2 separate regions of the Homo sapiens genome follow, and region 1 is linked to region 2. The links are chromatin loops, found by intact Hi-C in ENCODE. Cell type or tissue: endothelial cell of umbilical vein. All regions are shown on one strand. Each heading gives the region's core, and the rest is flanking DNA. Links, peaks and the distances in the headings are about the cores only.

What was found. Hi-C counts contacts between places; a loop is a spot of excess contacts. Peaks named below come from ENCODE experiments on the same cell type or tissue, not always from the same donor. Only the 100,000 strongest peaks of a DNase experiment are listed, where the experiment ranks them.
Region 1: it touches region 2 in a loop (2.2-fold over the local background); 2 of 110 quality-filtered maps call a loop at or near these places.

The regions. Positions count from the first base shown.
Region 1 is chr3:188,781,737-188,798,449 of GRCh38, reverse strand. All of the region lies in intron 9 of LPP (LIM domain containing preferred translocation partner in lipoma), which reads right to left. Among named protein-coding and RNA genes, the nearest start is that of MIR28, 100 kb to the right of the region's middle. RefSeq lists a silencer at 2,080-2,249. In endothelial cell of umbilical vein, for the core only: no CTCF peak of the experiment used is centred there; a DNase peak (open chromatin) is centred at 9,649; H3K27ac peaks cover 1,372 bases.
Region 2 is chr3:188,877,170-188,893,882 of GRCh38, reverse strand. LPP (LIM domain containing preferred translocation partner in lipoma) reads right to left here. Exons shown (of 12, transcript NM_001375462.1): 12 at 3,212-16,713. Among named protein-coding and RNA genes, the nearest start is that of TPRG1-AS1, 62 kb to the left of the region's middle. RefSeq lists enhancers at 10,517-11,016, 11,017-11,518. In endothelial cell of umbilical vein, for the core only: no CTCF peak of the experiment used is centred there; DNase peaks (open chromatin) are centred at 9,172 and 11,722; H3K27ac peaks cover 4,088 bases.

The sequences.
Region 1 (16,713 bases), core at 5,460-13,459, 95 kb after region 2:
GGAGACATCTCTGAATGTCTCAACAGGCCTTATTATGTTCCTAGAGTGGGCTAGATTTATGAGTGGCATTGTCTATTATGTGGTAATTTGATACTGAGAAAGTATCAAGAAAGGAATATCAAGAGTATAGGCCCTGCCTGACTGCCTGAGTTGAAGTCTGAGATCCCCTTATATCTGTGCCAACTTGAACTAATTAGTAAATCTAAGTTTCTATTTTCTCCCCTATTATATAGAATGGGCCAGATTGCCCGTTTCATAGGATGAAATGCACTACTGTAAGTATTCACTATTAAATTTGTCATTACTACTTATATTTTATATGTCATGCAAACATTCAATGTCAACACAGACATACAAATGTATGAAGGATATAAAGTGGCCTTCCTGGGAACCTGACATGAGTCAGGCCCTACACCAGGAGCTGTCTTATAAGTTTTCTTACTTATTCATTCCCATTCTCCTGGTGGAAAATTCAGAAGGTTCAGAGTTGTAAAGAAACTTGTCCAAGTTCATAAGCAAATGGTTTCATCATAGAGTTCAATGTGAGCTTAATTCAACCTCAAAGCATTTTTCCCACCAGAAGGAGCTTTGGGAAACACAAATAGAAAGAAAAGTTATAGGCCCTTCTCTCAAAAGCTTCTCTTGTAAGGAATATAATACATACACATATAAATGCATAGCTATATAAATTAATATATGTCAAAAAGTGAGCAGAGCAGGGAGTGACTACTTCTAACTGGGGAGCAAAGGGAATCTTCAGAGATTAGATTACGTTGGAATTGGCCATGTAAGATTTAGACATAGAGATGTGGGAAAGGCATTTCAATGCAGGGGACAGAATGAGGAAAAGCAAAGTCAGAAAAGGATGGGAGCTTTAGGGGAACACACGGCAGGTCAGGATGGCTAGAGTGTAGGATATGCCAGATGAGATCGAATAATCTGGGTCAGAGGCAAGGCTTTGATCTCTCCAACTCTTCTGTATCTAGAAGTCTAGAAGATTATGAGATTTTGATCTGTAGGAACAAACATTAGGCAGCATGGGCAGGATGGACTAGAATAGTGGCAAATGCCTTCCTACTACTTTAAACATATCCCAGTCCTCTTGTGTGGGATGCATTACTTCCCTCAACCTATGAAGTAACAGACTTAGGAAGAACACTTTAATAGCTTCTAGCAAATCCGTGACAAAAACAGACTTCTCACGCTATTGACTTCTGTCCTCCCCTGCTATGTTAGGTTACCAGAGCCTAGAGTAACCAGCTGCATAGAGCCCTGCTGTGTTTGTATTTGCAAGAAGGAGGAAGAGGAAGAGGAGGAGGAGGAGGAGGAGGAGGGGAAAAGAGCTGAAGACAATTCCCTCTAACGGCTATTCTATTCATTGGGAAGAAAATAAAACCAACCAATTTGTTGTCAGGGCAGAGTCTGTGGAGATGGAAGCCTTGAGCTCCAATTTTAAAGTTAGTGGAAGTTTTAGAAGGGAAAGATAGGTCATTTTAGGGGGCAGGAAACGGGATGAAGAATAAGATATCTGGTTCAATCAGAAGGATATTTTGAAGATTGTGAAGAAGGGAGGACTGCAATGGGGTCTGTGTAGAAAAATGGAAAGTATCCTGGCCTAGGAATTGGAAGGCTGTGATCTAGATCTATTTCTCAAAATAATTATCAAAAAGTTGTAGATAAGATGGAATTGGCTAGCAGAAGAAATATGGTTCAAATCCAATGTGTCTTTCTACTAAATCATGTAGTAGAAAATGCAGACTGGGCTCCTATTTGGAACAGGAAATACCTTTCACTCTTCGGGTCATGTTCTTAACTAAACATGGTTTCTTCGTGCTCATCTTACTTTCAGCTCTGGGAAACGATGAGGAGAGTTGGAGAGATGTTGAATACATGGTGTGTGGCTAGCAACCACAACACTTAGGGAAAAGGTTCCCCCAGTCACTTACTCATGATGTTGCTTCCATAGCTCCCCTATTGCCAAAGACCTTTCAGGAAAAGCCTGTAATGGATGGGTGGTATAAAATAATAAAATGGCTAGGCTTTCCTGTACTTTTGGGAAAAAGGCCAAAATGCTTAGCAAGGCCTAAGTCCTTCATGGTTTATCTCTCAAAACTCATCCTGCATCATGCTTCTCCCTCAGTCTCTGAGCTCTGACCACACTGGCCTTCTTTCAGTTCCTCAAATCAGCGTGCTGCACTGTCTGGAGATGTCTAAACTCCTACTCACTCCTCATAACTCAGTGAAGTATCACTTCCTTAGGAATGCCTGTCTTAATCTCTGTCTAAGTCAGGTTCCTGTGTTTTAATTATCTTAGGACAATACTCCTTTCTTTTAAAACACTCTGTCCATCTCCCTTAACAGAATAGAAACTTCCTGAAAGCAGGCCACTTGTCTGTTTTTGCTCACCACGGAATTTCCAGTGCCTGACATGTGATAGGCTGTCAACTGAGATTGGCTGAATAACTGGATAAGCATTTTCTTCTTCAAAAATAAGGCGCACCCCACCAACTGTCAACAAGGAGGAGTAAGAGATTAAATTATCTAGTTGGTGCAAATCGAATCTATATGTTAGTCATTGATATAAATCAGACCACTGCAGAAAACACATATAGGAATAAAATACATATTATGTAGGGAAAATGAATTTTATATACTCTGTTAATATATAACCACAAAATTCGATTTGGAAAATTGCAGGAAAGTATGCTGATCCACAGTAGCTGATGACGATGATGATGACGATGATGATGATGATGATGAAAGCATGACAGAGACTAGATAAATTTGAACCAAACTAATTCCTCTTCTTTTGGGGGTATACAGTGTGGCCACATTTCCAAGCATTCTTTGTTACTGTGTGAAAGTGAATGAGCCCCAGCCAATAGAATATTTGTAGAAGGAACACTGTTTTACATTTATGAGTCTGGAAACTGTAACCATCCCACCACTGTCCCAGAAGATCCTTAATACTCTCTTCTAATTTTAATTCACATAATCTGGCATAGGACCTCTAGGCTTTAGAGACTGGTGGAACCACTGGATGGAATAAGACAGAGTCTCTGAATCCCACGTGGAATGCACTGGCTAAACATGGGGGATTTTTGTCAGACAAAAATAAACTTGCATTGTGTTAAATCCCTGAGATTTAAAAATGTGTTTGCTAGAGTAGTTAGAATTACTTGCTCAAACTAAGACATTAAGAAAATCACGTGTATTTTTTAACGTTATCTTTCCTGATAACACTTTGGGTAAAAACATAAAGGTAGATTTCATTAATCAAATTTACTTCTTTTGTTTTTGTTTTTGTTTTGTTTTTGAGACGGAGTTTTGCTCTGTCGCCAGGCTGCAGTACAGTGGCATGATCTCAGCTCACTGCAACCTCCACCTCCCGGGTTCAAGCAATTCTCCTGCCTCAGCCTCCTGAGTAGCTGGGACTACAGGCACACACCACAACGTCCAGCTAATTTTTGTATTTTAGTAGAGACGGGGTTTCACCGTGTTGGCCAGGTTGGTCTTGATCTCCTGACCTCGTGATCCTCCTGCCTTGGCATCCCAAAGTGCTGGGATTACAGGCATGAGCCTCCGCACCCGGCCTCAAATTTACTTCTAACACGGCTAGCTACCCATTCCTACTGCTCCATGGTTTCTGTAGGTTCCCGGGGCTGAGCATAATCTTGGGGCCATTTTTTTCTGGCTCTTGTCCAATAAAGAAAAAAAAAACCTTTGTCATGGTCTCTGCCTCTGCCAAAGACCTTCCTTAGTGAGGTGCACAAGGACCCCCTGAGGTAGCCCTTCTCAGCTTGTATTAGGTGATATCGAATTCTTTTTTGTGCTGAATCTCAAATCTCCTCGATGGCTTTTTCCAACAAATCGTTTTTCTAACACAAGGAAATGGGTTTGATAAAGATCACTTTTTTTCTATTTGCCCCTTCTTGCCCTCTAATATGAATCCAGCTAAATATAAATTGGGAGTAAGACAGAGGTAGGAGAGTCACTTAAATTGCAGTTTCAGAATATGCCAGAAACTTAGAGAACAAAATACAAATTCACCTTTTATGCTGGTGATACTTTGGGAAATGGCAAGTTCTCCTCCCTACAAATGAGCCATTAAAAGTCTGACTTTTACGTAATATTTATTATTAAACAATGATAAATAATAACAAAACTGCCCATGTCTGGGCCTCACTTTTAGAGATTCTGATTTTATTGTTCTAGGGCAGAGATTTAGGCATCAGAATCGAAAAAGAAAATTCTCCTGGTGATTCTAAAATGCAGCTAGAGTTGAGAACCAGTGAGATATACCTCTATGTAACTATCAACTGTCAATACAAATTATCCATGTATAAATATTGTACTGCAGGGAATAAAATGTAATATGCTTACAGAGACCTCTCCAAAACAGCTTCTAAAATCAGGCTGAATTCATTGCCTGAAGAAAAGCGTCCTTTCTTGTCATGATTTCTGCCCTTTATTAAAGCACCTTAAGTTGGAGCTATGAATAGTCTCGGTGGGGCAGTCCTGGCTGGAGGGAAACTAAGGCAAGGACTTGTGTCCTGCAAAGGCAACTACATAGACAGTCACTTCATTTACCACATATAAGAGGCCCAGACTCCTTTACAAACATGGGAATATGAGTTCCACAAGGGCAGAGACTAATGTACCTGGTTGCCACCTACAATACTGGCCCTAGCACCTAAGGGCACACCTTCTTAAAGATTCTTTCACTGATATTAAACCCAATTAGACGGAAGGCTAGAAAAGTTGCCCATTTACCCATACAGAGAGAAGACAGCTTCCAAGAAGGCCTGGATACCCTTCTGCTAATTAATAAAGCACATATACTCCCATATGAGTAGGCTTTACTTAAAGGGCAGGCTGGCCGCTTACTCTTATGTCAGGACATCATTGAAATGACAGGTTAGATCGCTGATGTGGGTCTCAATTTTGCTATCAGTATAATGAGAAAGTGGCCGGGCATGGTGGCTCATGCTTGTAATCCCAGCAGTTTGGGAGGCTGAGGTGGGAGGATCACCTGAGGTCAGGAGTTCAAGACCAGTCTCTCCAACATGACAAAACGCCATCTCTGCTAAAAATACAAAAATTAGCTGGGCGTGGTGGTGGGTGCTTATAATCCCAGCTACTAATGAGGCTGAGGCAGGAGAATCGCTTGAGCTCAGGAGGCATAGGTTGCGGGAACAGAGATCGTGCCACTGCACTCCAGGCTGGGAGACAAAGCAAGACTTCATCTCAAAAAAAAAAAAAAAAGGATAAATGAGAAAGGGAGGCTTGACTAATCTTCATAATCTCTTCCTTCTAGACTGATACGTACAAAGTAACTTCTCTGGGCCTCTACTACTGTCTGCCAGCCCCTCTGACACTGACAGCCACCACAGCTGGGCTTCCTGTGATGTGGACCGGTGCCCACCAGAGGGACTGGAGGCATACTGACTCGCAGTGCACGGCCCTGTCTTCTTCCCCTCTGCGGAAGCTTCAAGATTCTGTCTCTTTCACTCTGCTTGATAAAAATCTTCCTTCACGCAAACCAGTGAGGAGACTTTAAATTAAATCCAGCATCATCTTAACCTCATACTCTCCATACAGCTGATACTTACTTAAATGCAGTGCCTCCCAGTATTCCAAAAGTCTTGTGATCAGGGTGGGTGACTGAGCAGAGGGAACTCACTCTGATTTTACTTTCTTTACTTCTGATTTCAATCACATTATGAATGAGCGGGAAAAAAGAAAGAGTAAATTAATCTAATGTATTCTCACTTGTTTTTGTTATTTTTCTTTGCCTCACAATCAACCAGGTTTGTTTACACCTAGAAAAAAAACCAAAAAAACAAAAAAACTGTGGGCTTTCCGTTGGTTTGCACTGAACTGCACTGCATCAGAGAAGCTGGTCCTGCCAGCTGAACAGCAGCCCTTTGAGAGAAGAGGGAAGGGGCAATTCTAAAATGCTGCCAGTGAAGATTTTACTGGGACCTGAACAGAAAGGTAGGATTTGGATTGTTGCTTCTCACCGGCAGCAAACCTGGTATGTCTGGCACAATCTGAGGAGGAGGCAGTGAGCTTGCGGTAAGCAGGCAAAGGAGGTGAGTATGGAGCTGCTCCCAAGGGCTGTAAATGTTGACTGTCACAGGCTGAATCCATCTGATTGGAGCTGAAACTAAGAAGGATGAAAAACGTTTCTCCAAGCGGGAACCATTCCAGGTGTTCTCTCCTTTCCCTGTTACACAAAATCTTGAAGGGCGTTAAGTTGTTAACTCGTATCCTGTCCTACAAACTCTGAGAATAGATATACATGATTAGGCTACACACGGTGCTTGGGCTGAGAGAACAGAACCAGGAGGATGGCAGTGGGAAGAAGGACAGCCTGGTATAGCAGCAAAAACAGGGCACTTGGTTGGGTTCAGAAGACCTTAGGGTCTGTGTTGTCTTAGGCGCTTACTCACTAGAGCTCATCCATTCCAACACTAATAGAGCATCTACTATGTGTTAAGCACCAGGTAATGGCAGGGAACTTAATAGTGTCCTCAACACAACAGGGGGACAGAAACTTTCCCTGTCCTCAAGGAATGGGGTGCAGGCAAACAAAACCAAAATCTATACTAAAAAAATAACAGGTGCTATGAAGTGAGACATGCAGCATGCTCTGAGCAGGACATATGAGCAGGACAACGCAATCTTGTGAAGTCAGAGGGGGCTCCATGGAAGAAGTGAAAAATCAGCTGAGACCTGAAGGATGGCAATGTACTGGCCAGGCAAAAGCCCAAGACGAGTGTTCTAGGTACAGAAAGATCACACACAAAAGACTACGGATAGACTAATCATGGTGCAATGGAGAACAGTAGTTCCATGTGTTTGCATCACAGTGGTAAAAAAAAAAAAGAAATGAGGCTAGAGAGATACAAAAGCATTTCATCTCAGTCACTTAATTGCTGGAGCCTATTCATTCAGAACATACATCACCAACACAAGGCCAATGACAAACGATCGCATAAACAAGAGAAACAGAAACATGTGAAGAAGTTTAGCTTTTATATACAGAACAACTAGAGACAGAGCATTGGGAAGAGGGACTCATTGAAGAGTTTTAAATAGGGAAGCAACAGAATGAGGTTTGAATTCACAAAGACCATTCACTTTTCCTTTAGGAAGCTATTTAGCAGTAAGAGAAAAGCATAGAAATGTAGGTGGCAGAAGGGCTGGACAGAACGCAGAGTGAGTGTGCACCCATTTCTCCCAGAGCAGGACCTTGATCTGCAGAATGACCATGCTCCTGAGAGGCAATGGATGGTCTCTAGGGGCCCTTCCACTCTGAGGCCTACATTTCATGATTGCTGACAGACTGCAAGATACAAGAAAAGCCACAGGTAAGTCACCCGCTTGTCCATCATGTTTTGGGACTGAGGGCAAGGCTTCTGCCTAAGCAGGATTATTACCATTTTTGACTTTTGAAGTCACATAAATCTAAAGTGTCTAAAGTGTTTTTCTAAAGCGTTTTTTTTTTTTTGAAGACTTTTCTACTTGGGTCAATTAAGTTGGGCAAAGCAGTGAAAAGCACCATCGCTACCTAGAATAAGAAAAGCTGAATTCTACGCTATATGCTAACATTTTTTTTTTTTGGAGACAGAGTCTCACTCTGTCGCCCAGGCTGGAGTGCAGTGGCATGATCTTGGCTCACTGCAACCTCCACCTCCTGGTTCAAGCGACTCTCCTGCCTCAGCCTCCCGAGTAGCTGGGATTACAGGTGCCCGCCACCACACCCGACTAATTTTTGTATTTTTAGTAGAGACAAGGGTTTCACCATGTTGGCCAGGCTAGTCTTGAACTCCTGACCTCAGGTGATTCGCCTCCCAAAGTTCTAGGATTACAGGCGTGAGCCACTGCGCTCAGTCTGTATGTTAACTTTAAAAATACACAACACACACACATTTATTCATTTAAAAATTCAAAAATTCAACTGTCATAGAAGGGTAGAGAATGAAAAGTAAAACTCTTTTCCAGAGATAATCACTAAAAGATTGGGTAATACTTATACAGGCATGTATCAGATTGCTTATACATGCCTGTATAAGCATGTACACACACACACACGCACACACCACACACACATTCACATATAAACACTCATGTTTGAAATTTTTCTTCAAACACAAATCAGATCCTTTATGTCCTATTTTGTACCTTGTTTTTTCCTAAAATAGTTTTTAAGGTGTCTTTAATTAGCATATATAGATTTGTCTTATTTTTCTGATAGCCTCCATGTTATTATTGCATGCAGTTGCTGTACTTTATTTTACTAGTCCTTTTATTCTATCATAAAAATGTTGCAATGTGTATTCTGAAACAGAATACCACTGTGCCTTTATGCAAATACGCCTACTGTCTGAAATCGAGTTGCAGGGTCAAAAATAGTGCACACCTAAAATTTTGAAAGATAGTGCTAAATTTTGTTTCGAAAAGGTTGTATTAATTTGTACTCCTATCACAAGCCCATGTGAGTACATGCTTCCCATACTTTTGCCAATACCAAGCATTGAACTTATAAATGCCGGCTGGTCTGAGAATGAAAAAATAATATTTTAAACTGTATTTCTTTAAATAATTTGAACATCATTTCATTGGTTCATTTGTTATTTTTATTTTCTCTTCTGTGAATTGCCTGTTGATAGGTTCACTCTTTTTGTCTAATAAATGATTCTTTTAAAACCAATTTCATGAGATTTTTAAAATATATAATCAAAATTATTGGCATCAATGTTGATTATTCCTGTAAACATGAATAAGTAAGTGAGCTGGTTTCCAACTTTGTGAGGATTAAATGAGAAAATGGGTTTGCAAGCACATCAAAAGCTGGAAAGCACCACAGACACATAATTCTTGTATGTTAGGAAGATTTATTTACGTGAATGTTTTGAATCATAGTACATGCATAATCTGGCCACACCATGTGACAGAACGAGGTAAGTGCTTACTGTCATAAAGTATAAGACCGATTAAGGGAATAACCTGAGTAGCTCTTTTTGAATTAAATGTACAGGCTTAGTCAGCTGCTCAAGGCCAGCCCCCTGGGCCCAGCTTTCCTGATTTTCAGTTCAGTGTACTTTCCTCTAAATCAGACATGTTATAATAACCGTTCAACAACAACAACAACAAAAAGGGTTCCAGAACATTGCAATAAAGTGACTATTGAATAAAGTGTGTCACACTTATTTTTTTGGTTTCCCAGTGCAGTAAAGGTTATGTTTACACTATATGGTAGTCTATTAAGTGTGCAATAGCATTATGTCTAAAATAACAATGTACATACCTTAATTAAAAAATACATTGTTGCTAAAAAAAAAACCCAACAACAACAAAAGACTCACTATGGATGAGGTAACACATTCAGTAAAAATAACTGAGGTTAGTGGCCACAGACTGGGAGGAACAGCAAGGTCTACAGGGATGGAGTCAGCAGGCACAAGAGCAGCCACAGAAACTGAGAAGGGGCCCCAAAGACTGATGATGCAACACGGACAGTCAGCATAAGTTAGACCTTGATTCATTCTGGTCTATACTATGTGGGAAAGATGAAGAAAATGGAAAAAACAAAAAATGAAATGAGTGCTGGCAAGATTCACAGGAAATGACTAAAAGGTTTAGAGCCGGGGGGGCGTGCTGCAGGGTTGTAGGAATCGGAACCATTTAGCCAGGATGTGATCATTTACCCCACTGCTACCCCTTTGATGCTTATACAAAGGGTTCTGTAGTCAGTGATGTCATCCTTCTTCAACTCAGTACAGCCCCAGAGTCAAGAAACACTTACTCGGTGCTTACTGCAGGATGCAATGAGAAACAAGACATCAACCCTCCCCTTAGGGAAAATGTATAGCTACTGAGGTATGTGTCAAATAGGTAATTTAAATACAGTCTTCTAAATGCTATGATGAGGAAAAGCAGAGGATGCTATTACAGGATGATGGGGAGGATAAGGCACAAGAATCACACATACTTGAGGGAAAAGTGATGTCTAAATGGAGGCCTGAAGGAGGAGAGTTTTTGGCTAGGTGATTGGGATGGAGATGGGAAAGCTACACATTCCATCAAGGACAAGTGTTTACCCAGCCACAGGCATGAGACAATCTCTCTGTTTTGGGTGTGTGTTTAGGTATGTGTGCACAAGTGGATGTGCATGTGTGTGCATGTGGCTATGAGCTCTTTACATGGTAGTGTGAGGAGTATGAACTGTCTCTTCCAAGTAATGAAAAGTCACTAGAAAACACTGAAGGAACTTGTCTCATAAATGAAAGAAGATATAAAGGAAGCCAAAGTATTATGTCAGAAATTGGTTAATAAGTGGATAAGAGGGGATACTGAAGGAAGAGGAAGGATACAGGCCAGCTCCTGTGCCTTTGGTTGGAGCAACAAGGTAATGCCATTCATGGAAAAGGAACACAGAGAGGAGCAGGTTTAAAAGGGAACACCTTGGGTTCTGTCTGAAACTGTTGCATTTGTGGGCCTATGGGCCAATCTATGAAGACTGCAGGCTAAAATGATAGATACATATCTGGAGCTTACAGAGAGATCCAGCTGCAGATTTTGGCCAGAGAGTTCTCAGCACACAGATGATATTTGTACTCACGGAAGCAGATGAAATAACTCAGGAGTACAGATTGAGACAAGAAGGGAGATTAGGGCAGAACTCAAGAAAAATGGAGAATTTAAGGAATGAAGAGAGGAAATCTATTAAAAACGGTAGAAAGTTGTGTACAGCGATAGGAAGAAAACCCAGAGTGTACGGTGCTATAGAAGTCAAATGAAACAAAGATAGAGTCAACATCTTTAAATGCTGCAAGAGCTCAAGAATGATAAGGACTGAAGAGTCTTAAGTGTATTAAACATCAAAGAGGTCACTGGTGATGTTCAGAAGTGTGGTGTAAGTGGAGAGGTGGGGATAGAAACTGAATTACAGGGAGCTGAACTGTTAGTAGAGCAAAGACAATAAAGCTTAGATGTATGTGTGTGTGTGCGTGTGTGTGTAAGAGAGAGAGATCTAAAGTTGTCAAAGGGTTTTTAATTTTGATTTTAAATTTATATTTAATTAATTTTTCAGTTAATGTAGGAATTTTATTTCAAATCTAAAATTGCCTTTTCTATAAATTAAACTTTAAATTTTCTTATAATTGTAGATTCATATGAAGTTGAAAGAAATAACGTAGAGATCTAAGTACCCTTTATCCAGTTTCCCCCAACAATAATACCTTGTAAAACTATGGTACAATATTACAGCCAGAATATGAGATTGATACAGTCTATCAATCTTATTCAGATTTCTCCACTTGTCTGTATATATGTGTAAGTTCATGCAGGTGTGTGTGTATTTGATTTATGTAATTGCACTGCCTGTATAGATTAATGTATCTGCCACCATGGCAAAGATACAGAGCAGTTCCATCACCACAATGATCCCTTCTATTGTCCTTTTATAACCACAGCTACCCCAAACCCCCAATTCCTAATCCCTGACTTCTTGTCTCCCATCCCTAACTCCTGACAAACACTAATCTGTTCTCCATTTATATAGTGTTATTTCAAGAATGTTATATATAGAATCATACAGTATGCAGCCTTTGGGGGTTGGCCCTTCCCACTCAGTATAATTCTTTTGAGATTCACCCAAGGTGTTGCATATATCAACAACTCCTTCCTTTTATTGCTAAATCGTATTCCAGGGTAAGAATGTGCCACCGTTTAACCATTCACCTGTTGAAAGACATCTGGGTTTTTTCCAGGTTGGGAATCTTACAAATATAGCTGCTATGAACAAATATTTGATTTGTTCATTTCCCTGGGATATACAAGTCTTCATTTCCCTGGGATAAATGCCCAGGAGTGCAACTGCTGGGTCACATGGTAGTTGCAGGATTAGTTTTAAAAGAAGAAATTCCCAAAACTTTCTCTAGAATGGTTGTTCCATCTTATATTCTCATCAGCAAAATATAATTGATGCAGTCTCTCCACTCCACATCCTCTTCTGCACTGATGGTTGGTTTTTTTTTTTTTTTTTTTTTTTTTTTTTGAGACGGAGTCTCACGCTGTTGCCCAGGCTGGAGTGCAGTGGCATGCTCTTGGCTCACTGCAACCTCTGCCTCCCAGGTTCAAACAATGCTCCTGCCTCAGCCTCCCAAGTAGTTGGGATTATAGGCACCCGCCACCATGCCCGGGTAATTTTTTTTGTATTTTTAGTAGAGACAGGGTTTCAGCATGTTGGCCACACTGGTTTCGAACTCCTGACCTCAAGTGATCCACCCGCCTCAGCCTCCCAAAGTGCTAGGATTACAAGCATGAGCCACCGGGCCCAGCCTGCACTGATGTTTAATATCATTAGCACTTTGAGAAAAGCAAGTCAAACTATAATGAGATAATTACTACACACCTATCAGAATGGCTAAGATAAAAAATAGTAACAAAACCATCATGGTACCTATTTGAGACATGTCAGCATACTGATGATATCTAAAAGCTTGGGAGGATATGAGGGTGACTAAAGAGAAAATTGAGAAAGAAAATGATCCCAGAGAGACTGGACAACTTAGGAGTCAGGGAGAATACAAAACAGCAAAGGTAACTGAGACATAGGTAAAGAGAAAATCAGCAGGCTGGTCCTATGGAAACAATGTGGAGATTCCTTAATGAACTAAAAGTAGAACCACCATTTAATCCAGCAATCCCACTACTGGGTATCTACCCAGAGGAAAAGAAGTCATACGAAAAAGATACTTGCACAAGCATGTTTATAGCAGCACAATTCGCAATTGCAAAATCATGGAACCAACCCAAATGCCCATCAATCAACAAGTGGATAAAGAAACTGGGATGTGTGGGTATGTGTGTGTGTGTGTGTGTGTGTGTGTATATATATATATGATGGAATATATATATATATATATATGATGGAATATATATATATGATGAATATATATATATGATGGAATATATATATATGATGGAATATATATATATGATGGAATATATATATGATGGAATATATATATATGATGGAATATATATATATGATGGAATATATATATATGATGGAATATATATATATGATGGAATATATATATATGATGGAATATATATATATGATGGAATATATATATATGATGGAATATATATATGATGGAATATATATATATGATGGAATATATATATATGATGGAATATATATATATGATGGAATATATATATGATGGAATATATATATATGATGGAATATATATATATGATGGAATATATATATATGATGGAATATATATATATGATGGAATATATATATATGATGGAATATATATATATGATGGAATATATATATATGATGGAATATATATATATGATGGAATATATATATATGATGGAATATATATATGATGATGGAATATATATATGATGGAATATATATATATGATGGAATATATATATATGATGGAATATATATATATGATGGAATATATATATATGATGGAATATATATATATGATGGAATATATATATATGATGGAATATATATATATGATGGAATATATATATATGATGGAATATATATATATGATGGAATATATATATATGATGGAATATATATATATGATGGAATATATATATATGATGGAATATATATATATGATGGAATATATATATATGATGGAATATATATATGATGGAATATATATATGATGGAAATATATATATATGATGGAATATATATATATGATGGAATATATATATATGATGGAATATATATATGATGGAATATATATATATGATGGAATATATATATATGATGGAATATATATATATGATGGAATATATATATATGATGGAATATATATATGATGGAATATATATATGATGGAATATATATATATGATGGAATATATATATATGATGGAATATATATATATGATGGAATATATATATGATGGAATATATATATATGATGGAATATATATATATGATGGAATATATATATATGATGGAATATATATATATGATGGAATATATATATATGATGGAATATATATATATGATGGAATATATATATATGATGGAATATATATATATGATGGAATATATATATATGATGGAATATATATATATGATGGAATATATATATATGATGGAATACTATTCAGCCATAAAAATGAATGAAATAATGGCATTCACAGTGACCTGGATGAAATTGGAAATTATTATTCTAAGTGAAGTAACTCAGGAATGGAAAACCAAATATCATATTTTCTCACTGATATGTGGGAGCTAAGCCACGAGGACGCAAAAGCATAAGAATGATACGACGGACTTTGGGGATTTGGGGGGAAGCGTGGAAGGGGGACGAGGGATAAAAGATTACAAATATGGTGCAGTATATACTGCTTGGGTGATGGGTGCACGAAAATCTCACAAATCACCACTAAGAACTTACTCATGTAACCAAACACCACCTGTGCCCCCAATAACCTATTGAAAAATTAAAAACAAAATCGGGAGGCTGGGGTGCCAAGGAAGTTGGGAGGGACAGTTTTGTAAGAATGAGATATCAAGTTAGGTAAACACTGATTAGACTCACGGTTTTGGCAACATGGAAGTCCCTGATGTCCTCAGCTAGTCTATGAAGGGATAGGGGCCTGGTAGCAGGCAGAATACTTGATAGAAAAATGGAGGCAGGATTTTTTTTTCTTTTTTTAAAAAAAACTTTTATTTTAGGTTCAGGGGTATATGTGAAGGTTTAGTCACATAGGCAAACTCATGTCATGGGGGTTTGTTGTACAGATTATTTCACCACTCAGGTATGAAGCCCAGTACCCAACAGCTATCTTCATTCCTCTCCCTCCTCTCCCCCTCCACCCTCAAGTAGATCCCAGTGCTTGTTGTTTCCTTATTTGTGTCCACGTGTTCTCATCATTCAGCTCTCACTTATAAATGAGAACAAGCAGCATTAGTTTTTCTATTCCTGCATTACTTTGCTAAGGATAATGGCCTCTAGCTCCATCCATGTTCCTGCAAAATACATGATCTCATTCTTTTTTATGGCTGCTTAGTATTCTGTGGGGTATATGTACCACATTTTCTTTATCCAGTCTGTCGCTGATGGGCATTTAAGTTGATTCCATGTCTTTGCTATTGTGAATAGTGTGGAGACAGCATTTCTAATATCCAACTTTCCAGAGTTTGGCTGTGAAGGAAGGGATAAAGCAATAGCTACAGAGAGCTGTGGAGTCAATGGAGGGAAAATATGGGCCAAGCTGGGGCACAAATGGATGTTGACGAGAAGAATCCCATTGGGTAGGATAAAGAATGGATGATCCATGGAGCCAGGGCACTCAGAAGACAGGGGAAAAAGGGACCAGAGATACATGGAGACCAATTGGCAACTGATAATCTGATAGGCACTAAGGGACAGAAAGGATGGGCACAGATTTGAGAGCAGAAGCTGAAAGAGTTTCTTCTGGCAGCTTTCATTTTCACTATGAAGAATGAGGCCAGGGCATCCCTTGAGAAGGAAGGAGTGGGGAAGGGAGATAGAAGTCACAGTAGAGAATGTCTGAAACAGTTGAGAGCAGGGTGTAAGAATGTAGGCTGTGGGTGGGGTCAAGGCGCAGGTCAAGGCTGGTCACAACTTATAATGATATGATTATGCCCGGCTGTGTTTTGTTTTTTTTTTTCCCAGCAACATTCAGCTGTTCTGGCAAGCAAAAGACAAGTGGCTGGGTTCATCTGCATCAGAATATTGCTAGGAGGGTATAACAGGAGAGAGAGGCTAGGAACTGCATTCATGATCTATTTGACAGAGAAGGCATGACATGACAGGTATCTTCAGGGTAAATCTCTATAGTCACAGTTAGCATTTATTAAACATATCTTAGGAGGCAGATACTGTGCTAGGCAATTAAACCACATAAACTCATTTAATATTCCCATTAATTCAACATGATAAGTATTCCCTTTTATTAACCTCCTTTTATAGATGAAAAACCTTTGCTTTAGAGAACTAAAGAAACTTGATCCCTTTCACAATGTAGGAAGTAGCAGGATCTGGGTTCAAATTGATATCTCTCCAATTCAAAGGTTCTGTACATTGCTTTTCAGCTTCCAGGTACATGATGCCTGAGACAAGTGGCAAGGATGGTCCTGAAAGTGATGAGATACTGAGTTTTGATCTTTGGATTTGATATTTCCTGATGTGAATTTGCAACTGGAGATGAAGCCAAATTCCCTTTAGTTGAAAAAAGTATTAACTGGTATTACAACATTATTTCCATCCAAGGCAAATGAATAACTATGATACTCTTTCAAGAAGACAGGATATACTGTGGGCTTTGGTACAAGCATATCAGAAGATCCATGTAAAAAGATGTCCTTTTTCTGTGTTTCATGTGTGATATGGTTTGGCTGTGTCCCCACCCAAATCTCATCTTGAATTGTAGTTCCCATAATCCCCACGTGAAGTAGAAGGGACACAGTGGGAGGTAAGTGAATCAAGGGGGGTGATAGATTTTTTTTTTTTTTTTTTGAGACGGAGTCTTGCTCTGTCGCCCAGGCTGGAGTGCAGTGGCATGATCTCAGCTCACTGCAACGTCCGCCTCCCGGGTTCAAGTGATTCTCCTGCCTCAGCCTCCTGAGTAGCTGGGACTACAGGCACCCGCCACCATGTCCGGCTAATTTTTT
Region 2 (16,713 bases), core at 5,635-13,634:
TAAAATGTTAACCCAAAAGCCATTCTCATGCTCCCTTCAAGTAATTATTTATTGGGAATATTTTAACCACTAATACAATTTAACTTTATTGGGTTATTCATGTTGTCTATTTTTTTTTACTCACTTTTTGTTAGGTTACAATTTTTAAAGAGGAACATTTTTATTTCATCTACATTTTCAAATTAATCACATGAAATTGCTCATGCTATTCTGTTATGTTTCTAATACCTGCTGTTATCTATAAATATTTTTCATGCCTTTTTTTCTTGATAAACCTTCCCAGAAATTTGCAATTTCTAACGCTTTTTCAAAGTGCCAAATTTTGACTGTTTTGATATTCTATTATATTCTTGTTTTCTATACCATTAGTTTCATTTTTTTCATATTTTAATTATGCCCTCCTTATATTTTGAATCTTAATTCTGTTCTTTTACTAACGTGAGTTGGATGAGTAGCTCATTAATTTTCACTTTATTTTTAATGTAATCATTTAAGGATTTACATTTCCCTCTTGGAACCATTTGAGCTGACTCCTACAAGTTTTACTACATAGAATTTTCATTATTGTTCAGTTCTTATGATTATGATTTCTATTTTGAAGTAAGCCATTTTAGGGATGTTTTAAAATTTCCAAATGTAAATTTTTAAAATTACCCATGGTTTTTAATTTGCGTTAAATGTTGACATGATGAAAATATTCAATTTGTGTGAAAGATGCTTTGAATTTTGCAGATAATTGGCCTAGAAGGTCAGTTTTAGTAGATTTCTCATATGCACTTTATATATATATATATGATGTATATATATATATATAATGTATATATATATAATGTATATATATATATAATGTATATATTTTAAAAGCTTATTTTTTATCCAATAAGTATGGAGATTCTTATATATCCATTAAAATCAAGCCTTTTAATAATGTTAAAATCTTCTATATCTTTAGTGATTTTTTGTTTTTAACTCATTACTTGAATAGTTACTGAAGAAGGTGTTATTAAAATATCCTTCTCTGAGGGTGGATCTTTGAATTTTTATGGGTTGGGTGTGATGGCTCACGCCTGTAATCCCAGCACTTTGGGAGGCCGAGGTGGGCGGATCACCTGTGGTCAGGAGTTCGAGACTAGCCTGGCCAACATGGCGAAACCCCGTCTCTACTAAAAATATAAAAATCAGCCGGGGGTAGTGGCGGGTGCCTGTAAGCCCAGCTACTTGGGAGGCTGAGGCAGAAGAATCGCTTGAACCCAGGAGGCGGAAGTTGCAGTGAGCTGGGATGGTACCATTGCATTCCAGCCTGGGCGACAAGGGCACACTCCAACTCAAAAAAAAAAAAATTGTTTCATTTCTGCTTTTCCCCAATTCAATTTCTCCTTTCTACTGATTTTGCAGTTATATATTTGTTTTCTTTAGATGGCAGCCATTGAAATATTTACATATATACATAACTTAAAAATGTAAAGATAATCAACAGCACCAGTCTTCTCCAAAATCAACAAAAATCTTACAAAGATTTAACTCTAGTCATTGGGCCTACATTCCACTATCGTCCAGTATTTTAGCTCAACTTTTTTAAGTCCCTCAACTTAGAAAATAATTGTTTGCTATTCCAGTCTGTTTAGAATTGACTATATGGTTGCCTACCTTCTTTGCTCAGCCTTCCTGTTGCCTTGTTGATATTCATTCCTTCTCAGCTTTCTCTCTTCCTGCAACATGATTTTTAGAATTTCTATTAATTAGGGTATCTGGACATTAAACACTCAGTTTTTTTTTCATTTGAAATTTCTTTTTCCTTGAAATGTAAATTATAAATAGAATGCGTCTTCCACTCTCTTCTGCATTATTCAAATCATTTGTATACAGCAATGGACAGAGAGTCAGGAGGCCAGGACTCAAGATCCAGCCCTGTCATTAAAATATTTTATGACTTTGGATAAGTCTTTTCATATCTCTGAGACTTAGTATTTCTTCACAAAGTCAGAGTAAAATAATCTCTAAAGGCCCTTCTAGCTCTTACACTCTGAATAGAACAAATGAATGTATACTATTAGAAAACAGAGCAGAAGGGTAGGTGAAAAAACAGAGTAATTTGAGAAATACAGGGAGAAGGAAGATAAGATTACCTCTTACAGCTTCTTTGTAGAAGAATAAAGAGAAGACAAGGTTACATCTCATGTATTCTTTTGTTTACAACTTTCTGGTAAGAAATTACAAGTACCACAAGTCCCATTGATATACCTACCCTTTGTTTGTTCAAAGATTGATCTTGTGTATGGCAGTTTAAAATAGTGGTCTTTAGTACAGAGTCTTCCCACCTGTAGTTCTCAGATGTCCCAGCACTAGTAGGCAGAAATGTGATGTTGGAGAGATAAGTAGAAAAGAGAACAGATAATCTTTTCTGACTTTCGTGGGGTGAGTTTCACGTATGCTGTAGTGCTAATCACTCTTATTAAGCATCAATAGACTGGGTATCAGGAGTCTTGGTTCTTCTGTAGAACTGCTACTTTAAAAAATGAAAAAAAAAAAGGCTCAGCAAATGAATGCTGATCTTGGGTTATTAACTTTTTTCCTCACTCTTGGAATTTTCATCTATAAAATGAGGGTAAGATAATCACAAGGATATTGAAAATGGAGTGACAGTGAAAAGTCTGGAACATGCTAAGTTACTTTTTCCTGTTTGTGGTTATTCCTTTCCTTTCCCCATAGGTATTTGTATCCATATCTATCAGCTTAACTAGACTATAAACTCATTGAAAGGAACTATATGTCATTGATAGCTGTATTGCTCAAGATGCCTAGTACAGAGGAAATTCTCAATGTTTGAAAAGCATGCGTAATACAGATGGAATAAAAGTATGAACAAGTCAGCCACTTGTTTGTGATGAAAATGGAGAACCCCAACCCCACCCTAAGGGACCCATTTACTTGGATCCAGCTTTAAAAATGAAAATGTCTTTGCAAGGTCAAGACACAGAGTGGTCAAATAATTTTAGAACACCTCTGACCTTAAGTTCTTCTGTGCTAACAGTGGAAGAGAGTGGGTGCTTTCATACTCTTGTGGCACCATATTTGCTATGAGAGATATTCCGTTTCTCAGAAGACCATATGGAAAGCAAATGATGTAAAAAATGAGTCACACAGTAAAGGGGGTTAGAAGAAAAGGAAACAGAGATTATCCAACTCAAAAAGAATTCCACACATAGGCAAGTAAATGTAATAAGAAGTTTATTGGATTTCTAAATATAATAAAGTAGTTGCAACTCTTTTACAGAAAAAAGAAATATAATTTCCATATTCATTCTTATAGAGCATTGAAAAAACATAATTGGTAGAGAAAACTGATAGAAGGTAAATAGAAAAACAGGTTTTAATATAGTCAGATAATGCATAAACACAAAAGAAAATACCTAAATCACTTGCTTATAACAGATTTTATTCTCTTATTTTCATACTGAACTATGTGTGCTATTTTGGATACATCAGTGATGGTTTGTAATGTAGTGAATAAATGCAATTTGCTAAGAATACAAGAAAAAAGAGAAACCTATATTTTAGGAATACCATGGCTCTGTCAGTATCACACATATGAAAATAGACATATTCTTTATATGTTTTTGTGTGCCTTTCCCTAAGTCAGGGAATGTTATTCAGACTAGCAGCTCATCACGGTGGGGCTATGATTGTGCTTAGCTAGTAGGAAGTGCTGCTCTTAGTAGACACATTTAGCATAGAGAAAACCCGGCTTCTCACCATCTCCGCCTTATCTATCCACTTGTAAACACCATTTAACCTTTACATAAGACTATCTTCCATGGTCATAATCATCAGATTGAAACTCAGAGCAAAGCCATGCTGTGTTTCTTCCCAGTCCATTTGTTTCCAAGGAAAAAAAAAATCTCTGTATCCCAACATCCTTATGACATTACACTGAAATTTTTGAACTCATTTTCCAGCGCTAAAATCTGATCCTCTAAAAAATAAAAAAAATGACTAGTGTGGAAATTGGACAAGGTAAAAACAGAAAAGGAACATCAACAGGAAGAGTAGGCATTTTTAGTGAAAAGTATCACCCTTTTGCCAAAGAGTCAACTGGATTCATCCAATGATGATGACTAGAGCAGGGTGGTCACACTCTTGAAATTATGAAACATAGCTGTTCCAACCTCACCCGTAGCTTATGTAATGGGGCTCCTTATATGGAAAAGAGAATGGTGGCTGACTGCAATGGCATGGAGTCCATCTTCCATAGTTTGTCCCCTTTTACTTCCATTTGGTAAAACTGGGTTAGGTAGGAGACAACTTTATGACCAAGAGGACACCAAGAGCTTCCTTGGATAAAGGTTAAGTGGAGGTATCTTGCTTTGCCCAAACAGAGGCATATTCAAGTGAATATGGAGCCAACTGACTTAGAAGGAAAGGGAACGACTTGGCAAGTGTAATCTGCCAGCTGGTTGAGTCAGACGACACATTGAGAACGATCTTTTTTGGAATCATGTCCTCCCTTCAACCCTTCTCCTACAATCATGCACTGTCTACCTCGTCCTATTTACATGGACCCTCTCCTATTGCCACCTCTGGGTAAGAATGCATCACTCTAGGCTATGCTGCTGCTCCATCAACAGTATTGACAGTTTTGTCAGTGATGGAACTATGGAAACAAAAGCCATCAAATAACATACACTACTATTTTTAGGAGTCAAAGTAATGCTCTAAGGATCTGGCAAGGACATTTGGCCCCCTGAGCTTCCAATCCCCACAGCCAAGACTTTTCTATTTTCTCTCATGTTAGCCTGAGAGACAAAAGGAGAAGGAATGTGCTGACACTTTAACACTCTAAACCCACCGATGCTTAGTTTATAGAACACACATATGACACACATCCTAATACAGACTACGGCTCTATTAATTCTCTTAAACATCTTTTTTTTCCCTAAATGTTTCAATGCCATAAAGCTTACATTCCCTTGAAGCAGAGTACAGGAAACCTTAGCAATATGCTACCATCCAGTAGGATATAAATATAAAGAAGCTGTATCAGCAAGGGATGCTCAGGGAATGTGTTTGCAGCCCGTTTCACGGTAGCCGCTTGAGAGGGGATATTGGAAGTGAGTGACTTTCTTTCATTTGGCAAAGTTTCCTTATCTCAGCACCTACTCTTTCTGATGGTATGTTTTTGAAGGCTGCACAGTACGACTCTGGGTACCGTGTGTACATACATATGTAAGGAATAACGTTTATGTTGCTCAGAATAGGCACTTTTTGAAGGCAGTAAATCTAAAAGTAAAGTTAATAGAGCCTATATTTAGTGCTCATCTTCTCACTTTGCTGATGTGTATGCTGAACAGAAGATCACAGATTTGAGTCAGTCTCGCAAAGAGGCCGGAGTCGGCAAATGGCTATATTCAGAGCTGGGGAAGTCTTGCCAACTTAACTGTAGCTGTTAAAAAGGCAGACTTGGAGAAGGTGCAATCGTTTTTCTCAAAGGTGACGGCACAGAAAGAGAAAAGGCATGAAATAAAAGCCTGTGTGCGTGGCTCAGGGAAAATTACTATCCTCAGGCTCTGTATCTTCACGCCACATCTACTTCATGGCACAGATTTGCTACTTAGAAAGTCCTTTCCCTTTCCTTTTTTGTATGTCTCATAATTGCACATATTCCCTTACTTAGCTGTAGAGAAAGAGAAGCCCTAAATCTGTTAGAGTAATGATAAAGGTGTAGGTTAAAAGACAAAACAAACAAAACAAAAGTGGTTTATTATACAGAAAACATGCAAAAGCTCAACGCTACATCCAACTGTAAAGGTTTCAGGTCTAAGTTTAAATTTTCACTTAAGGCACATTAAGCCACATGATAATTTTATACATGCCAAATAATCAGACAATCAAGTGTCATGTTTAATTCTATTTGCTCTTTGAGATATTTCTTGAAAAAGAATGAGGGCATAATTCAGATTTTCAGAGGGGAAATATTCTGACTTTGCCTAATAAAGAAATGAGTCTTGGATAATTTGCTCATCAGCTTTCCCAAGAGAGGAAATGGGTAGTAAAAGGAAGAAAGTCTTTTAAAAATAATTTTGCTACTACTTTACTATAAAGTCTTGGTGACAAGATTTAGTTTCTAGGGTCCTAAATGTCTTTCATCAAAGATACTCCTCAGTTCAGACTTCTCCATTATGCTAGAAGGATGGCATGGTCCCATGTTAGTTTCAATTTGCTGCCTACAGAGGGAGGACCAAGGCACTTTAACTATTTTTGGCACTATAATCCTGATATGTTGATGTATTTGACACAATTCTAAAAACTAAGCTCAAAGTATATAGGATTAGTAAAATGCAAACTCTGCCCAAATACCAACTCCCCATTTATTATTTGAAAGTTAAAACATGAGGCCATTCCTGTCGTTGGCATTTAAATTATAAAAATCTCTTTTACTCTCAAAGTTTATGTTTGAAGGAATGAAACACATTGGGCAGATATATCATAACCTGCTCAAGCTACTCTCCTATTTCCAGTTTATAATTACTAAGTGAGCATTGCTGTCACCCAAAGAGAAAGAGAGAGAAGAAGGAACTGACTTTTTCCCTTTTATACTTAACGTCTCCCAAGAAAGAATAAAAAAGGAAGAAATGTATCTAAGAAAAGCTAGCTCTTCCCATTTTGCATTTCTTAAACTAGTTTGGAAGCAGAGTTAAACAATTTGGGGGTGAGGAACGACATTCAGACTTCATATTTACTCTCTTGTGATGAAGGAAAGAGTCAAGATAGTAACGATTACTGCTATGCCTCGGGATAAAGCACAGCAGGCACCATACAAAGTGGCAACACAATACATCAATAATGACCAAGAATAGTTCTTTACCCTTTTCCCAACAGATAGAAATATAAAGAGAGAATCACGCATGAGAGATAAATACCTGTTTCCACCCCCACCTCAAATTGCTTTGGCATATTTTAAGAGATAAATGGATCCACACAAAATTTAACTAGCTTTTTCTTCTCCTTTTTAGCTGTTACAAAAATGGGTCAGGTTTAGGATTTATTAATTTTCTGGCCTGAAAACCCAAGTGCTTAAAAATAAGATTTATTTTCTGAAGGATCAGCTTTCTTGGAAGGGGTGTGTGTGTGTGTGTGTGTGTGTGTGTATGTGTGTGTGTGTGTGTTTTGAAGACAATACAATTGTATGATCCCTAAATATGGGAGAACATATTATGTAAAGTGAAATACGAAAATTTTTATTAGTTTTTTCTTTATATTATGTGAAGATAAATTAGATGATTTATAAAGGTATTTGAAAATAATGTTTTTCTAAAAGGCTGCTTTTTTCACATTTACCACCTCATTGTCTTTTTATTCCCTCTGATGAGACAACACAGATTCCACCCATGTGAGTCTCTACTCAGGCATACTAGATAATTCTGAGAAGTGCTCAAATTGTGTCTTCTATTAATCCATTCCTGGGGTGGGAATACTCTGTCTATTCGACAAGAATCATTTTCCACTCACTGGCCACAATATTCATCAAGCCTCACAGGGAGGTGAGGCACTTTTCTTTTTTTTTTTTAATTTTATTTCATTATTATTATACTTTAAGTTTTAGGGTACATGTGCACAATGTGCAGGTTAGTTACATATGTATACATGTGCCATGCTGGTGTGCTGCACCCATTAACTCGTCATTTAGCATTAGGTATATCTCCTAATGCTATCCCTCCCTCCTCCCTCCACCCCACAACAGTCCCCAGAGTGTGATGTTCCCCTTCCTGTGTCCATGTGTTCTCATTGTTCAATTCCCACCTGTGAGTGAGAACATGTGGTGTTTGGTTTTTTGTCCTTGAGATAGTTTACTGAGAATGATGATTTCCAATTTCATCCATGTCCCTACAAAGGACATGAACTCATCATTTTTTATGGCTGCATAGTATTGAACAGACACTTCTCAAAAGAAGACATTTATGCAGCCAAGAAACACATGAAAAAATGCTCACCATCACTGGCCATCAGAGAAATGCAAATCAAAACCACTATGAGATACCATCTCACACCAGTTAGAATGGCAATCATTAAAAAGTCAGGAAACAACAGGTGCTGGAGAGGATGTGGAGAAATAAGAACACTTTTACACTGTTGGTGGGACTGTGAACTAGTTCAACCATTGTGGAAGTCAGTGTGGAGATTCCTCAGGGATCTAGAACTAGAAATACCATTTGACCCAGCCATCCCATTACTGGGTATATACCCAAAGGATTATAAATCATGCTGCTATAAAGACACATGCACACTTATGTTTATTGCGGCACTATTCACAATAGCAAAGACTTGGAACCAACCCAAATGTCCAACAATGATAGACTGGATTAAGAAAAGGTGGCACATATACACCATGGAGGTGAGGCACTTTTCTAGTCTGTGAACGTGCATCTCAACCAAAGCCACCACTCTCCCGCTCCCATTAATGTCGCCCTTATTCCTCAGGCATGAGGACTAGGAAGGGGTGAGAAGTCATTTGCTATTTAACTTGGCTCTCATTAGTCCCAAGGAATAAGCAGGTGGATGATGATACTGGCTTGATGGATGATAACACTCCAGGGAGGGAAATGCATAAAACACTTATCAGGTGTGATTATTTTAAAGGATTCTTAGATTTAATGCAGGAGATTTAATGAGAAGAAATGATATTTTTTCTCTCACTTCACATATTTTAGGATATAGCAAACAATGAAAGGAGTGAAATGAGAGGAAATAAAAAGTGGAAAGCACACCCTAAAGGTACAGCTTCCTGAGGGACGCAGCTCAAGAGAAGGAACACTTGCTTGCTGAACTGTTACGTAGAGCAACTTCTAGAGCATACATGGAGACTTTCTAGGAGGTTTTTTGAAAACAACATGGTACCAAATTCCTTGTAATTATAAAAAATCACAAAATGACAGCATCCTGGGAAGCAAAGTCTATCAAATGGCAAAGGCCAAATCTCAGAAATGCCAACAGTTCCATAACATTTGTTTTCAGACATTGTTAGCTCATGGATCGGCTCTATCGGAAATGCCTGTTGCAGCAACATGCACGTGGTGTGCTCTCAGTAAATGTGAATGGAGAGAAAGACTAAAATGCATTGCTAACCTACGGCGGTTTCTGCCTCTGTGGAACGTACATCGTGGTTCATGGGAGAGAGGCTTCTTTTAGGAATCGAGTCACCTCTACATGCCAATGAATTCTAAATGATATGGTCTTGGTTGATATTCTGAACCTGACAGTTCCAGAGAGGTTTTTGGTGAATGGAATGTAAAGGAACTCTCTCTGGGGAAATTTATTGCAATGTGCTTCCTTCTGCCCATTGTTTGTTCTTATCAGTGGCCTTTTCCCACCAACTTCCTCACAGTGCTGATCAGACAGAATACCTAGAGGTTTCCCACAAGAAGACACAGATGTGTGCAAGCTCTAAATGATCTCTAAAGACCGCAGTACACATGTGGATTTGCCACCTGGCAGTCAATTGGTCTCTGAATTTCCCTGGATGACTGGGGGCTTGGTAGTCTGTAAGAAGTCGATATTGTCCTCTAAGGTGTTCTCAGCTGTGAGCGTGGCTACTTGGAGACAGCACTGGACTTGCAAGACCTGGTTATATCCCCAAATCTGCCACTTCCCAGCTATGTCACAGCTTTTGGCAAGTCACTTAATGGCTTGAGCCTCAGCTTTCTCTTCTAGAATAGGGGTACTAATAACTGTCCTCCCTGCGCTATTTTCTGTGTGGAAGCAGTTTGTAAGCTCTCTTAGGAATTACTATTTTACAGCTCAGAAAGTTACCTCCAGGTCCTGCCCAGGAGACTGATGGCAGTTTCTGCTTACAGTGCTCTCTCATTCAAAGTTGGGGTAGAAGAAGCCACAATCATGGTCTTCCCCATGACAAAGGTATATTATTTAAACTAAATAGTCATCCAGAGCAATGAGGAAAGCATTTGTACATTTCCATAGAAAACTATAGCATAATAGAACCCCTCTCCTCAAGAACGATATCCTTTTCCACAGATGAACTAACTAGAAATAATGAGTTTTCGGCAATACCACTATCTTTTGCTTTTGACTTCTTCCTTGTTAGACATGGGGATTATACACCAATATTTCCCAACCTTTTTTTTTTTTTTTTTTTTTTGAGACGGAGTCTCGTTCTGTCGCCCAGGCTGGAGTGCAGTGGCGCAATCTCTGCTCACTGCAACCTCTGCCTCCTGGGTTCAGGTGATTCTCCTGCCTCAGCCTCCCAAGTAGTTGGGACTACAGGCGCCCGCCAACACGCCCGGCTAATTTTTGTATTTTTTTTAGTAGAGTCGGGGTTTCACCATGTTGACCAGGATGGTCTCGATCTCTTGACCTCATGATCCGCTCGCCTCGGCCTCCCAAAGTGCTGGATTACAGGCACGAGCCACCGCGCCCGGCCCATTTCCTAACATTTTTAAGGTCATTATCAACAAGTCAGATAAAAGGGGTGTACTGTTCATGGGTTAGTTACTGGGGAAGGCATGAAGCTACACAACAACTGTCAGAACGGTCTGTCTTCTAAATAGGAAAGTACAACCAGCAACAAAAAAACTCACAAATTCTAATGTCTGGCCCTCAGAACATCCTTCAGACTAATTTTAGAGATTCTTAAAAATTCAAAAAAGTAATGCAATGCCCAAAACAAAACAAATATATATGGAAGGAAAAGGAGGGGGGAAGCAACACTGTATCATGTACTACAGGTTTTGTGTGGCACCAAAGAGAACATATGCCCCAAAGGCTGGCTCTGTTTTAAAGTCGTGTAGCTTGGAACAAAATGTGCTGAAAGAAATGTAAGACCTCAAGGAATAATGAGCTCCCTGATACAGGTGATGTTTAAGTAGAGTCAGAATTGGCACTTTGGGAGGCCGAGGCGGGCGGATCACGAGGTCAGGAGATCGAGACCACGGTGAAACCCCGTCTCTACTAAAAGTACAAAAAAAATTAGCTGGGCGCGGTGGCGGGCGTCTGTAGTCCCAGCTACTCGGGAGGCTGAGGCAGGAGAATGGCGTGAACCCGAGAAGCGGAGCTTGCAGTGAGCCGAGATTGCGCCACTGCACTCCAGCCTGGGCGACAGAGCAAGACTCCGTCTCAAAAGAAAAAAAAAGAATTGGCACTTAGCAATGAATCTGTAAGGGAATTTTAATACCAAGTAGAAAAGATGGCTGGGAAGTCCTTTCTAATAATGGACTCAGACTCAATAGGAAAATAGAGATGTCCTGCTTGTTCTTTTGTGGAGGGTCAAAGGACATGTACCCTTGCTGCAAGAATAGAAGATGTAGCTGTGGATCAATAAGAATGCTCATATTCTGTGATAATAAAGTTCATGGAGGGCTGCTTCCTGTCCATACTGTGCATGCTGGGTTATATTTTGGCAGATCATCTTCTCTTCCAATTATAAAGAGATGGGAAAAGCAAGTAAATACTTCCTCAGGCTTCCTCTATGCCTTTTTCTTCCCATTCAGCCTGATTATTTGGAAGCCTTTTTTTTCTGTTAAGAAGGAATTTCCAGAATCCATGATATTTTGGCCAATGCAGAGGGTCTTCTCTGAGTATAGCCCATGTTTCCCTGTTGTGCCTTAAATACTCTTTTCTCAACTTCTAAATCAAGTCAAAGAATCAGCTCAAGATTTCTTATCAAATTTTATGTACTCCATAAAGTCTTACTAATGTCACTGGAATGACTCTTCCTGATGTCACATTCCTTCCTATTGAGTAAGTACAGATTTAAGTGGTTGGATCTTATTACAGTTGGCCAGAATCAAAGTTACTTAGGGGCTGATTCTCTAACAGTGATTATTTGGTAATTATAAATTGAAGAGCTGAGTAAGAGATAAGGATGTTGGGAGAACAAAAAGAAAAGAAAAATATGGACTCCTAAATGATTAGAGAAAGAAGCTGCTCACTTTTTCTAACATGTAACGTCTCTAGGTACAAATATTTGAGCACAGAATGAATGAATCTCGAAATCAATCAACCAGCAAATATTTATGTATAACCTGTAAAGTGTCCATATATTAAAGTAGAACCTATAAAGTGTTAATATTTAATATGAAAATATGGAGGAAAAATGTCTTATTCTGAAGAAGACAAGGATAAAAGGAAAAGGTTGAATGGAATATGAACTGACCCAGAAGTGGGAATCTCATGGATGGCATATGCATTAGCTTGCTTCCTGTTTTCAGGATGAATTTGATTTTGGCAACATCCAAAATAGTACAGAACAAAAAGTAACAGAACTGTCTGTAGACATGGGAGTTCTATCCTTCTGTAGCTTTTACACTTCTGGGTCTGAGGTTTTTTGGGGAAATTCTCTTTGGGTGATTCCAATTTCGTTTACTTTCAACCCTAAAGAAAGCCTTTCAACCTAGCCTGACTCATGGTGAACTGCCAAGTTTCACTGAGTACACTGAAAATTAGAAAATATGTTTGTGTCCACTGTTTAAAGAAGCAGCAGAGAGTGATAGGACATGACACTATGTCAATAAGTGAAGAAAAGCTGAATGAGTTGGTGATATCAGACATGAAGAGGCAAAGATTTGGACTTAAGACTTGTTTTGTGGAGCTACAGAGCTAGAATAGACGTATGTGAGCGCAACTACATACTGGCCAGGACTAAGAAGATATGGGATGGTGATTCATCAGGAAAATAACAGAGAAGATTCAGATCTTTAAAAGGGCCATGATCCTATTTTTTTTTTTTTTTTTTTGAGACGGAGTCTCGCTCTTTCGCCCAGGCCGGACTGCAGTGGCGCTATCTCGGCTCACTGAAAGCTCCGCTTCCCGGGTTCACGCCATTCTCCTGCCTCAGCCTCCTGAGTAGCTGGGACTACAGGCGCCCGCCACTGAGCCAGGCTAATTTTTTGTATTTTTTTTTTTTTTTAGTAGAGACGGGGTTTCACCGTGTTAGCCAGGATGGTCTCGATCTCCTGACCTCGTGATCGGCCCGCCTTGGCCTCCCAAAGCATGATTCTATTTTATTTGGGAATAGCATTCGTGTTTGGGGGCAACTGTAACTCTCTATAGTGGTGTAGAACACAAGATGACATGGTGATGCTTCTCTTTCTTGGTAGAACATTCCATTCGTAGGGTAGAGAACTGATTTTAGAAGCTACATTCAGTGCCAAGTTGACTGAATGCGATTGTGGCTGTTTAATAACGTTTTTATTTGGGTATGTTACATAAATGCCCACCAGAGTTAAATGAATAAGGATTTCTCTGGCCCTTAAGTGGATGGGTATCTAGGAAAAATTAACAATGCCACATAACATGAAAGGCTTAATGCAATCATCTGAAAGTATTATAAAGGAATTAGCTGCAGTGTTTCACCCCTCTCTAGTATATGTAGGTGTTTGTAGAATATTAATTTTTATTTTTAACAAAGGCTAGATGTAGAGATATTTATTCGTGCATCAAGAGACTTCTGTCAATTAAATAACAACCAGAATTTAACAGCAAAAATTAGCACTTTTTTTTGTAACTTTGAAGGGGACCTGTCAATCAGCTAAAGAAAAAAACACGCGGGGCACGGTGGCTCACGCCTGTAATCCCAGCACTTTGGGAGGCCGAGGCGGGTGGATCACGAGGTCAGGAGATCGAGGCCATCCTGGCTAACACTGTGAAACTCCATCTCTACTAAAAATACAAAAAAATTAGCCGGGCGTGGTGGCAGGCGCCTGTAGTCCCAGCTACTCGGGAGGCTGAGACAGGAGAATGGCGTGAACCTGGGAGGCGGAGCTTGCAGTGAGAGGAGATCGTGCCATTGCACTCCAGCCTGGGTGACAGAGCCAGACTCCGTCTCAAAAAAAAAAAAAAGAAAAAAAGAAAAAAAACGCATCTTTCACACAGCTCTCCACAAAATAAGGGACATGCATGTTGTAACTAAGATAGAGTCCACAATTTTTTGCACAAGGGCCAGGAAAATTAAATAGAAAAGGAAATTAGTGTCCTTTTTTCTGGATTGAAGGGAAATTCTGCCTGTAGTCTGTGATCTAAGAAAAACTGGTGCTGTCCAACCTGCTGAAAAATATTTTAGTATCAACTATTACAATATATTATTAGTCTTACAGGCTAAGTGTTAATCTGTGTTAAAATTCTGAAAATACAATAGTTATTCCTTTGCTATAAGGAAAGTTATCAAGCTGCAATGGAATAAAATAAAATGCCATCATTAAAATTATAATTTTTTGGGGTTACATTGCTTCAGACTTAAAAAAAAAATCTTAACCTAGTCTTTGAAAGATTACTTTGCATACAGCTGAGAAAACTAGATCAGTCACAAATGAATTTTCCAAGAATCTATGACCTCAGTCCCTGATGAAAATTCATTAACATGAAACAGAAAGACTCTATTATCTCATTTCACTTTACGAATAAATACAACCTAAAAAATATGCCCCTATAAAAGAAGATTTTATGGATGCCACATATATTTTCTGGTAGCCTTCCCCTTATGAATATAATCATAATTCCCTAAAATCATAATGCATTGATTTAATTTACAAAAAATCCAAGTACAGCAACACTAATAGGTAGGATGGAAAGTAGGAAAGAAAATAAGAAGAGGAGGAAGGAAGAGGAAGAAAGGAAGGGAGGAAGAAAGCAAGAGAGGAAGAATCCTTACCAAGTCATAGTAGCTTCAGTCAGGTAACTTTTTAAGGTTTGAAATAAGGCTATGCTAACCAAACAACAGCCTCATGAGAAAAGTTTCATTCTAGTTATCTGTCAAGTGAATAACTTGGCCTGAAATATTCATGGTTGCACCATATTAATGCCTCACTGAGAACAAGTTTTGAACTTGTCTGGACCACTATTAAGCAAATACAATGAAGACAATTAAAAAATATGCTGAATGGTGGTAAAGAATCAAGTTGAAGTCTCTGTCCTCATTATCTGACTAAAACTACTGTAAAATCAAATAAAAAACACTAACATCCATTATATCACCTTCTGGCATAAAAATGTTTTACTCATTTAAAGACCTATGAGATACTTCCAAGACAAGGAAAAAATAAATACTACTAGAATATATTAAGATGAAAAGTTGACTTCTCTCTCTTTCTTTTCTTTCTTTCTTTTTTTTTTTTTTTTACTTTTTTACTTTTTGGTGAGTATATTTTTGAGATTTGGTGGTTATCATTTACATCATTGACTCTTCAGTGGAATATTCATAGTAGTGTAAATAGATTCTTTGAAAATAAGGCACAAGTATATGTTGTTCTCTGATTGTCTCCCACGAGAGTGCACCAAACGAGCGATCCCAAGAAATGGACTTGAGGCACATTTTGCAGAGGTGTCTTTTTCAGTTTGCTGGTTTCCCACAGATGGCTAAAGCAGGGGTATGGAACATGCTGTCATATTTCATTCATAACACACATGTACTATAGCTCTAGGCAACAGATGGACAATCGCTTGTTTGAACTACAAATGTGAAATACTAAGGTAGAATAGCAATATTTCTAGAAATGTATATGAAAAAATAAAGCCTTTCCAAGCCAAGAGGAATGGTGAGAGGCTTTGAGGTTACATCAGTGTTTCCCTGATCTCCCTAGCAGCTGCCATAATTTCCCCAACACCCTTCAAAACTTGATAATGGAAGGATCAGGGGGCAGCCGACACAGATTTGACAAGAGAAGCCCAAACCATATCCAATAGAAATAACACTGTTATTCCTGGCTGGTTCACATTAATAGGATTTTTACTAACTAAAAAAATGGCTGGAAGTTGTGTTTTCAGAGTCCTGTCTATATTCCACTAACTCTCTACTATAGCCCCATGGAAAAAGCCCTCTCTTTCTTCCTCTGTACCCAAATATAAAATACTTGTTTAAATGTAGAGTTTCATATCCTTTAAACCTCACCATAAACATCTCTGTGGAATCTTTCATAGGGAACAATTATAGTGTTGATAAGTCCACCCCCTTAATCAGCACATACCCAGAAAAGTAATTTTGATCAGAGAAGTTGCTCCTACAGAAATAACAATGTGTTAATGACAAGAAAAAGAACCCACATCTTTGAGCTGCAGAGATGCCAGCATCTAACAACCTGATGCCTTATGCTGGGACACATGACTTATTTTTGAGTCGATTATTTATTTATTTGTTTTTTTAAACAAGCGCATGCCACCATGTCTGGCTAATTTGGTTTTTATTTTATTTTATTTTTTGTAGAGACAAGGTCTCACTATGTTGCCCAGGCTGGTGTCAAACTCCTGGCCTCAGGCAATCCTCCTGTCTCAGCCTCCCAAATTGCTGGGATTACAAGTGTGAGTCACCACACCTGGCCTTATTTTCGAGTTTTAAAGGCAATTTTCTTGGCCAGTGAGACTCCATGTTGAGTCAGTATGGTCTGGGGGTTGAAAAATTTAAGAAATCCTATTTTGATATGTTCTGCAGAGCCCATGATATAGTGGATTTTTTTCCTTTTCCATGTCTCTCTTGTTACACAGAATTACCAAATATTTATATTCCTGATACTTTTCAAAATCAGTATATTTTTACAAACTTTCTGTTATAGACTCTGATTTTTCTACTATTTATGTATTTAAACCACAACAATTATGATATTATATCAGCAGACAGTATGATTATAATCATTAAAGTAATACAATCTTTTTCTCTCTGTTGCAGGCAAAATTTCATGCAACTAAAAAAGAGTGACTTGGCATTGTTTAAATCAA